2 separate regions of the Homo sapiens genome follow, and region 2 is linked to region 1. The links are chromatin contacts, found by Hi-C in ENCODE. All regions are on one chromosome and are shown on one strand. Each heading gives the region's core, a stretch centred on a gene start or an enhancer-like site at or near the end of the contact. The rest is flanking DNA. Distances are from core to core; before and after follow the strand shown.

What was found. A loop is a pair of places that touch in the nucleus more often than their neighbours do. Pooled maps may share reads with other maps.
Region 2: a loop to region 1 is called in a map of CD8-positive, alpha-beta T cell, with 4 times the contacts of the local background. The contact joins the promoter of PWP1 here to the promoter of WASHC4 in region 1. A Hi-C loop is called at or near these places in 2 of 168 maps with a recorded cell type or tissue (CD8-positive, alpha-beta T cell and naive thymus-derived CD4-positive, alpha-beta T cell) and 10 of 50 pooled maps.

Annotation. Positions count from the first base shown.
Region 1 is chr12:105,106,218-105,111,180 of GRCh38, forward strand. It overlaps WASHC4 (WASH complex subunit 4), which reads left to right and starts at 1,514. Exons shown (of 33, transcript NM_015275.3): 1 at 1,514-1,644; 2 at 4,908-4,963. The coding sequence starts at 1,584. LOC414300 (a long non-coding RNA gene) reads right to left here and starts at 1,425. Exons shown (of 2, transcript NR_121211.1): 1 at 571-1,425. RefSeq lists silencers at 1,323-1,602, 1,813-2,062 and enhancers at 1,623-1,782, 3,621-3,780.
Region 2 is chr12:107,682,220-107,687,048 of GRCh38, forward strand. It overlaps PWP1 (PWP1 homolog, endonuclein), which reads left to right and starts at 3,580. Exons shown (of 15, transcript NM_007062.3): 1 at 3,580-3,752. The coding sequence starts at 3,681. RefSeq lists a silencer at 702-959 and enhancers at 3,389-3,648, 3,869-3,918.

The sequences.
Region 1 (4,963 bases), core at 264-2,763:
TTGGCAGTCAAAACTGTGCTTTCAATTATTACATGACACTGCCTCTTGCTACTAATCTATTAACTTTAATAGATTAGTGTATTTATAGACTCAAATTTTTCTGACTTGTAAGTTCAATTTATCACAATGAGCTGCTGGGAGATTAATTACAGTGATTTAATGCAAATGTTAAGAATCCAGGAAAGTCAAACTCATGGTCACACAGAAAGTACAGGAAAAAAGTTTGTCAGCCATTAGACCCTAAGGATGCCTGTTCTTTTCAAGATTTTTTTTTTCTTTCTGAAATGCCCACTAAGTCTGCCATAGGGTCAGAAAGCAATTTTCTTACATGTTTTATAGTTTCTGCATCTAGCCTGGTGCCTGGTACCCAGTGGGCACTCAATAAACATTTAACTCAGGGCAGATCCAATGACCTCAGAAGAATGCTCTTCAATAGACCTTTTGCCTACATTGATTAGTTCTTTTCGGTACTTTTTAAGATTACAAGAGTAAAACCCTAATAAATTCTCATTGTTAAGGATTCAAAACACATAAGTAGACACATCAAAACTTGAAAATCCTGTTACTCACCAACACATGCTTTTCCCCAGGTAACCACCGTCCTCTGATTTGTCTTCCTATGAATTTACATACACGTAGGCACATACGCGTTTGTATAACTTAAAAACATAAATGTAATCACAAATACACATTACTCTGCAACTGTCTTGTGTCGGTTGTTCATGCCATTATAAATATATTTCATCTATTTTAGCAGCTCTTCAGTGATTCGTAGTATGGATGTATTGAGCTTTATGTAATTCACTTGTAATGAACATTTAGATAGTTTCCTATTAAAAACCACGTTGCTATAAATATTCTTGTGCAAATACGTGTATGCATGTAGAATTTTACACCGATCCCGATTCTCCAAAAATCCAAATTGCAGGTGGGATCATTTTAGAATGTACTTCAATAGCGTTCTTCATCCTGCCTCGCGTTTTTAAAAGGACTGAGTGGAGAGCGGGGAAGAGGTCGTAAGATCCCCTGTTAGGGTGTTCATAAAGTAACTTCTCCTCTCGCACAGAACGTCTTGACTAAAAAACAATCCGTACAGAATGTGCGGGAGAGCTGTAGGAACTCCTACGGTGGCGACAGAGAGGGAAACAGGCTTGTTGGAAGAAGCGCCTGGTCAGCGTTATCCTCGAGGATCATGCCTTCCTGTTAATTCCCCACCCCATCAATTCTACCTTTTTAGGTTAGACTGGGGAGTAACTTTCCCAGGTATTAAAAATCGTCTAGAGAGAGCAGGGCGAAATTAGAGTGCCGAAGTGGCTTGAGAAGCACAGTGAATGGTGGCGAAGCCCGAGCCGGGTCGCAAGACGCCCGCTGGCACTGCCGGCGCCATGGCGGCCGCCTTCGGCCACGGCGGAGGACTCGCTTTCCCAGGGGCCCCCGCGGTCGCAGGGGCAACGAGCCCGGCCGGCCCTCGCGAGCGGAGGCGGGGCCGGGGCCGGAAGTCACGTGCTGTGACAGTAGCTGGGGTGAGGCCGTCGTCGCCGCACGGGCTGGTTGGGGCTGTGTCTGTGGGAGGCGCCGGGGTGATGGCGGTGGAGACTCTGTCCCCGGACTGGGAGTTTGACCGCGTTGACGACGGCTCGCAGAGTAAGGGAGCTGCAGGGCGAGGGCTGCGGGTGGACGCTCCTTCGGCCCGCCGCTGTTCTGGGCTGGGCAGCGCTCCTGCGAGAGGGACGGCTGCGCAGCCGTCTGGTGCGGGACACTTCAGAGCCCTTGGGGTGTGCGAGGGACGCGCTCTCCAGCGTTACTTTCGGGGTTGGGGTCCCAGCCACGGCGGGTCAGGCTGCCCGTTCAGGGCTCGGCGTGTGAGGCGGAGACTCTCCTGGGGAGCCTGCGGTGCCCCGCGGGGAGCGGCGTCCCCCTTCAGCTGCCCCGGGGCTTGGGCGGGGCGCGCCCGGGAGGCCCAGCGGCCCCGGGATCCCAGGCTGCTTCTGTCTCTGGCCTCTTGGGGATTTCGCCAGATTCTGAGCGTTCAGCTCTGGAGGACGCTGATGTCTGGGTTCCTGTTTCGGTTTCCTGTTTTTCTTCTTTTCCTCCCAAATCAACTTTTGCAAGTTTGGGTGTCTTTCCCATCGCGTTGCTATAACCGTAGAAGGGAGCGAAAAAAGAACTTTTCACCCTGCGAAAATAAACACGTGAATGTCATTTTATCATTTTCCAGGCCTTTTATTTATGCTAAGTGATATTTTTCAGTGATGTTCTGCAGTTTCCATCGCAGTTATAAAGGCTTCAAAAATTACAGCAAATCTTCAAATTTTGCTTCACAAGATCGAATTGTCTGATTTTAACTTAGAAGTCTATCCCGAAATAAACAAATTGTGTTTCTTTCAGTAAAATATTGAGGCCAAATTAATTGTAGTGAAACTCTACTTGAAATAAATACAAGTTGGCAATCTGCTTCTTATCTTTGGTCATAGTAATCTGTGTAAGTGATCTAAGAGAGATTGGAGCATGCTGTTTGTGATTTTTTTTTTCCCTCATAGTTTTCCCAAAAGGTGGAACGTTGCTTTTAAAAATTCCGGATGAATTTTGCTTGATTTACGAAGAGAGACTAATGCCTACAATGTTAGATGAATTAGGTTTTACAAGTCTCTCAGAGAAGAGTGAGCTACATCCAGGATGGGTTGCAGTTTTTCACAAAACATTCCTGAGGTCAGGAGTTCAAGACCAGCCTGGCTAACATGGTGAAACCCCGTCTCTACTAAAAAATAAATAGCTGGGCTTGGTGGCGAGCGCCTGTAATTCCAGCTACTTGGGAGGCTGAGGCAGGAGAATCGCTTGAACCCGGCAGGCGGAGGTTGCAGTGAGCCGAGATCGCGCCATTGCACTCTAGCCTGGGTGATAATAAGGTATTAGCTCTTATGCAGCATAAAAATTAACCTTGGAGATAATGACAAAATCTTTTAATTTTTTTTTGTGGAGGGGATTCTGTATTGTTATAAAGTGAACTGTACCTTGTCATATATGTTTTATGGACAAAGATGACGAACTGGTATCTTCAAAAAAAATTGGAATAGAGTTATGTTAATTGAGTTTGAAAATGGTTCAGCCTGGAGTAGAATGGTCTGATTCACTCAACAGATATTTTCTACAACCAGTGGCTGTGCTAGATATTAGGGATAAAAAGATAAAACAAGGAGTGCAGTCTGTTGACAAAGATGAGCATGTTAAGTAGGTTTTTGGAATTTTTACTCTTAAAAAATTACCATGTAGTTCTTATCTCAACTTTTGTTATTTTAACTTTCACCAATTTTACAACCGTTTATTGTCAGCAAGGAACTTTTAATGTTATTTTAGGTTTTCTGTTTCCTGTTTGTGAATCCCTGAACATACTAAAGGAGTGATTTATTGGCGTGGTGTTTCTCTAGCATTGTCTTTTTTTTTTTTTTTTTTTTTCGAGACAAGGTCTCACTCTGTCGCCCAGTGCCGTGGCATCGCCACGGCTCACTGCAGCCTCGACCAGCTGAGCTCAGGTGATCTTCCTACCTCAGCCTCCTTAGTAGCTGGCTGATTTTTTCTTTTTAAATTGGGATAGAGACAAGGTTTTGCCATGTTGAACTCCTGGTCTCAAGCGACCCACCGGCCTTGGCCTCCTAAAGTGTTGGGGTGAGCCACCATGCCCGGCCTAGCATTGTCTTTAAGAAGTCATTTGCTGGTCAAATGCAGCTTTGACTGGTCATTTCCTGTGTAGTTGAGAATAAGACAACTATTTGGGGTTCTGAGAATCTGGGCAGTCTTATATGTAAGCTGTAGGGAAGAGAACACCTCCCTGTGCTTGGCGTTCATTAATTTTTGGTCTGTGAATCATATCTAGACTAATTGTTTTCCAAAATTGCCTAGATTAATGCTATAATAAGACAGAAACCTTAATGAACTAAATGGATTCACCGGATTTAAAACTTTATGTGGTTGAAGAATAAAGGAGAGTGGGGGCTAGGTCTTTATACTTTAATACAGCATGAGTCAGAACACACTTTCTCTTACTTGCTTCACATTGCTAATTTGAGGAGAGCAAATTTTTACCTTTTTTAGAAGACAAAGGTTGAATAAAGTTATTCATATCAATAAAAGAAACTGAGTTGGAGTTGAATTTGTTACCTTTGGGAACAAGTAATGAATTTTTATGTGTAACGTGAAATACTTTGACGAATAGGCATATTTTAAAATCCAGCTTATTCCAATGATTCCTTAAAGTTACCTATGAATGTGTTAATTCTGTGAAGAACAGCATAGTATTCTGTAGTCAAGCAGTGTTCTTTGCTGGTTTTTCCAACTTGATTATGACAGTTAAATAATTTAACAAATATCTTGGTTAAATTTTAGACATTATAGAAATAATATGCTCAAGCAGGTATAAAACCTCCATTTAAAAATATTTAGGTGTATTATTAAACATTAGTGTGTATAGAATTAAAAACTACATTTTTAAGTGTTACTTCTGTGACAGACTGTTTTTTTCACCTTCAGATCATGAATATTTGTTTTTGCAAAAGAGTTGTTCATGACTAAAAGATAGAATCAGGACATTGAATTGTTTAAGGCACTTTTCAGATTGGTTCAAAGCCCTCTATTATGGGGGTAGATGGGCTAGTGGCTTTTTCATAATATGTTAGGGTTTTAAGGTAGTAACTTTATATATGGTAACATCTACTGCTTTTAAAATTATTTCGTGTATAGAGAAGATTGAAAGCTGAATTGTTGTTTAACTTTGGAACTTTATTTTCAGGAAGTCCAGACATTCCAGAGTAATAATTAACAGTGCTTTGCGTGACTTTTGAGGTTATTTGAAGTAAATGTCCTGCAATTCATTACTTGCACTTATCACATACTGTTTTAAAATTTAAACTTAGAAATTCATGCCGAAGTCCAACTTAAGAATTATGGGAAATTTCTTGAGGAGTATACC
Region 2 (4,829 bases), core at 2,330-4,829, 2.6 Mb after region 1:
CTGGGAGCTGGCCCCCAGCTTTCAGGCCCTCCCTGGTCTGAAGGTCAGGCCTTACTGGGGAACCGCAGCCCAGGAATCTATTTGCCTCCTGATGCCATTCATGGCCCTGGCGCTCATCCCCAAGCCCGCTCCAAGATCTGAGCAGGTTCCAAGAGAGGAGAGAAGTCAGGCAGCAGAAGCAGACAGCCCTGAGTGACAGAGTTGTGGGGGCCCTTCCCGGGCCCCTGAGGGCACAGGCTATATAGATGGCCCAGTCCTGCACCTGAGAGGGCAGCCACAGCTGCACCCTGGGAGTTCCCACCCCGCCAACTTGGGAGGGGCAGGGATCCCACTTGTCCCCAGCTCCTGCCTGCTCTGCGGAGCAGGAGGCCCAGGTCTGCAGCCACTGGTCGGGCGGCTGCAGCTGCACCTGGGAGGGCAGATCCTGCCTGCTCCCGCCACTCCCACCAAGAGCACAGGGAGCCCCAGATCCACAGCTGCAGTTTGGGTGGCTGCTGCCTGCTCTGTAAAGCAGGAGGCCTGGGTCTGCAGCTGCAGTTTGGGTGACTGCAGCAGTACCCCGGGAGCTCCTGCCCCAACTCAGAAGGGGCAGGGCTCCCACTGGCTCCATGGAGCATGCAGCCCCAGCTGTGCCTCCTTGCTGTAGCTGGCATGATGGCAGCAGCTGCTGCCATCACTGGGACCACAGGTGCATACCACCATGCCCAGCTAATTTTTTTATTTGTAGAGACAAGATTTTGCTGTTTTCCAGGTCGGCCTCAAACTCCTGGGCTCAAGTGATCCTCCTGCCTTGGCCTCCCAAAGTGCTGGCCTCTCAAAGGAGGGCAAAGTGGATTTAGGCCGAGCCACGGAGCCCACCCTAAATCTGTCTCTTTTTAAAAATGGCAAATTTTGTGTTATGTATATTTTACTATAATAAAAATTATGGAAGGATTTTTTCTTTTAAAGTTAGTGGTTAGAAACAATCTTTTACTAAGCTCACAAATTCTGGGGGTCAGAAATTTGGGCAGGGCACAGTGGGGATGTCTTGTCTCTGTTCCATGATGGCTGGGTCTCAGCTGAGCAAGCTCAAACGCTGGGAGTGAATCAATGTCTGGGAGCTGGATTCACCTAAAGGCACTTTCATTTACAGGTCTGGGTTAACTCAAAAACTACAACTGTCTACTGGAGTACCACATGTGGTCTCTCCATGTGGTTTGGTTTCCTAACAGCATAGTGGACTCAGGGTAGCTGATATGGTTTGGGATCTGTGTCCTTACCCAAATCTCACCTTGAATTGTCATAATCCCCATGTGTTATAGGAGGGACCCAGTGAGAGGTAATTGAATCATACGGGCGGCGTTTTCCTGTGCTTTTCTCATGATAATAAGTCTCATGAGATCTGATGGTTTTATTAATTAATTAATTTATTTTTATTTATTTTTATTTTTTGAGACAGAGTCTTGATCTGTTGCCCGGGCTGGAGTGCAGCAGTGCGATTTCGGCTTACTGCAACCTCCGCCTCCTGGGTTCAGGTGATTCTCCTGCCTCAGCCTCCCAAGTAGCTGAGACTACAGGTATGCACCACCATGCCCGGCTAAGTTTTATATTTTTAGTAGAGACGGGGTTTCACTACGTTGGCCAGGCTTGTCTAGAACTCCTGACCTTGTAATCCAACTGCCTCGGCCTCCCAAAGTGCTGGGATTACAGGCATGAGCCACTGCACCCAGCTGAGATCTGATAGTTTTATAAAGGGGAGTTCCCCTGCACATGCTCTCTTCTTGCCTGCTGCCATGTAAGACATGCCTTTCTTCTCTTTTGCCTTCTGCAGTGATTGTGAGGCTTCCCCAGCCAACTGAAACTGTGAGTCCATTAAACCTCTTTTTCTTTATAAATTATCATGTCTTGGGTATGTCTTTATTAGCAGTGTGAGAACAGACTACCACAGTAGCCAAACTTTATATGGTGGCTCAGGGCTCCAAACATTAGTGTTCTACTGGTGGGCAGTGGGGGAGTGGGTGGGGGGTGTGGAAGTGGAGAAGTGGGTGTGGTGGTGGGGAAGCAAAACCTGCATCCTATTTATGACTTAACCTTGGAAACATCATTTCTGTCATACTTTATTGGCCAAAGCAGACCTACAACTACCCAGATTCAAGTTGGTGGGGGCGGGGGGGGGTGCTTTGATGGAGGAATATCAAGATCACGTTGCAGACAAACATGTGTGAAGGACTCTATTGTTGCAGCCATCCTTGAAAAATATTATCTGCCATATGGTCTTTCTAAAATGGGTTAAAAGCAAAGAAACCACAGAAGAATCATCTTACAGAAACAGAGCAGGGGGAGAAGTCTTAATGGACAAATAATCTGCCTACACAAACAATGAGCAATTTACTTCTGGGAGGATCTCTCCTCAGGCAGGGAGATTGCCAAGCGCATTAGGCTGAGTAGAGTTGGTGACAGAACTCATAGTTGTATCAGCTCCTCTGTGTGTGATCTGAGTAGGAAAGTATTTGACTACTGGGGACTCTAGCTTCATCTTTAAAACAAAGTGTTGTGAGAACCAAGTAAAATACTGTATAGAAAGATAAATGTGTTGCAAAAAGGTCCCCGAATAGAGCCCACAGGTGGACACCCCCCGTTTGACAATGCCACTGGGAAAGACCATGTGTACTGCCAGTTTATCCTTGCCACTGTTTCCCCATAGCAGCCACCTTCCTGTTTCTTTTGCTTGCCTCTCTCAGAGGTAGATGCATTGAGGGTAAATGACCAGGACAGGGCCACACAGCCAAGAGATCAAAACCCAGATTTTTCTGGGATGCTAGTTTGAGATTTTCCATTCTACAAACGTCCAGCCACTCACGAGTTCTAACAGATGACTGATCTTAGCTGAGAAGCATGACATAGATACAAGGGAGTCACACTGCCCGGGTTCATATCCCAGCTGCACCGCTTACTAGCAGTGTGACCTTTGGAAGGATCGCTGTTTTCCCAGGTGTAAAACGGAAATAAGACCTCCCACAAAGGGGTAAGTAATCACGTGATACGGCACTCAAAACAGCGCCTTCAACATAAGTAAGCCCTTTGTGTTTGCCAAGACTAAATCACTACTGCATAGTTAGTATATAATTGGTGCTAAATGTTTTTTTCTCACTTTTTTTTTTGGTGCTAAATGTTTTAAGGTGAGAAAGTAACATTTAGGGATGTAATGAGATGTAATGGTGGGATCTCCGTGAAACGACAAATTCATTTTGGAGAAAGCTTTTTAAAAAACGCAAACCACAAACCTCTGCCATTTGTCAGCTTGAAGTCTACGGAACTGCAAGCAAAATAAAGATTGGTGAAACTTTGCTTCTGACTGACCCCTACAGTCCCAAATATTTTCTTGGCCTTTACAAAGCCCGCAGGCATCGTCACATGCAGTCCTGAAAAGCCTTTTCTCTATACTTCACACAGCCCAGACCAGCCCACGTGGATTCCTCGCCCGGCTGCTTCCGCTTCCATTTTGTCCCCTCCTATTTCTCATTCGGCGCCTCAGAATGACGTCTGAAATGAGCGCCGACGCTGCCCAAACAGGAGCCTGCGCATGCGCTCTGCCCTGGCAGCGGCCCTGTGCAGATCCCTGAGCGTGTGGCAGCAGTGCGGTCGTGGTCCCTCCCTATGCAGCCTGGTTTCTAGCGTGACACGCCCTTGACTTGAGGACCATGAACCGCAGCCGCCAGGTGACGTGCGTGGCCTGGGTCCGCTGCGGCGTGGCCAAAGAGACACCAGACAAGGTGAGGCCTGGTCGCTGGGAGACAAGGGGAGCAGCGTCTTTACGGCACTGGGGGTCCGCCCAGCTGGGGGAACGTGGACCCGGAACTCGGGGCGTTGGCTGGTGCGACTGGCTGGGGTGAGGGCGGCTTTGCCCGGATTGTCGCGACTAGAGCTGCAGTTCAGAAGGTCTGGTTCGCCTGAGCCTGGAGAGTCAAGGGCCGCGCCTTCTCACTGTTCCCACCCTCAAGCCCAACCCCACTCCCAAATTCGCACGCACATGGACTTAGCGGGCCGGAAAGGGGTGGGCTGCTGTTTTTGGTGGGTAATACCCCAAAAGGCTTTTTGACAACACCACTAGCTTCACTAGCACCCAAGTGCATTTTCAAGCATAACTGGGAAGAGAGCATGAAAACTCCACTTTCCACTCTTGTGCTCCGTGTCTGAAGGAGTGAGGATGAATGTGGTGTAGAAAAACTGGTGTGGAGGCTAAGATGTCGTGAGGCTGGGAGATGAATAGGGAATTTCTTGCAGTAATCCAAGTGAGATGTTGATGGTAGCAGGGAGGATGAGAGGTAAATGTCTAACACATGAAAAACCTACAAGAGTTGGAGACTGAGACTGTAGCAGAGGTGACGATTACTTAAGTAATTTCCTCATTGGATACTAAGTGCTTTCTGTAGGCCAGGCATTGTTCAGGGTCCTGGGATAGGCATGAACAAAATAGAAAAAGTCCCGCCGGGCGCGGTGGCTCACGCCTGTAATCCCAGCACTTTGGGAGGCCAAGGCGGGCGGATCACGAGGTCAGGAGATCGAGAGCATCCTGGCTAACACGGTGAAACCCCGTCTCTACTAAAAATACAAAAAATTAGCCGGGTGTGGTGGTGGATGCCTGTAGTCCCAGCTACTCGGGAGGCTGAGGCAGGAGAATGGCGTGAACCCGGGAGGCGGAGCTTGCAGTGAGCCGAGATCGCACAGCTGCACTCCAGCCTGGGCGGGCAACAGAGTGAGACTCCGTCTCAAAAAAAAAAAAAAAAAAAAAAAAAAAAAAATAGAAAAAGACCCTGCCTTTATGGAGTCGACATGTGCACATATAGTAT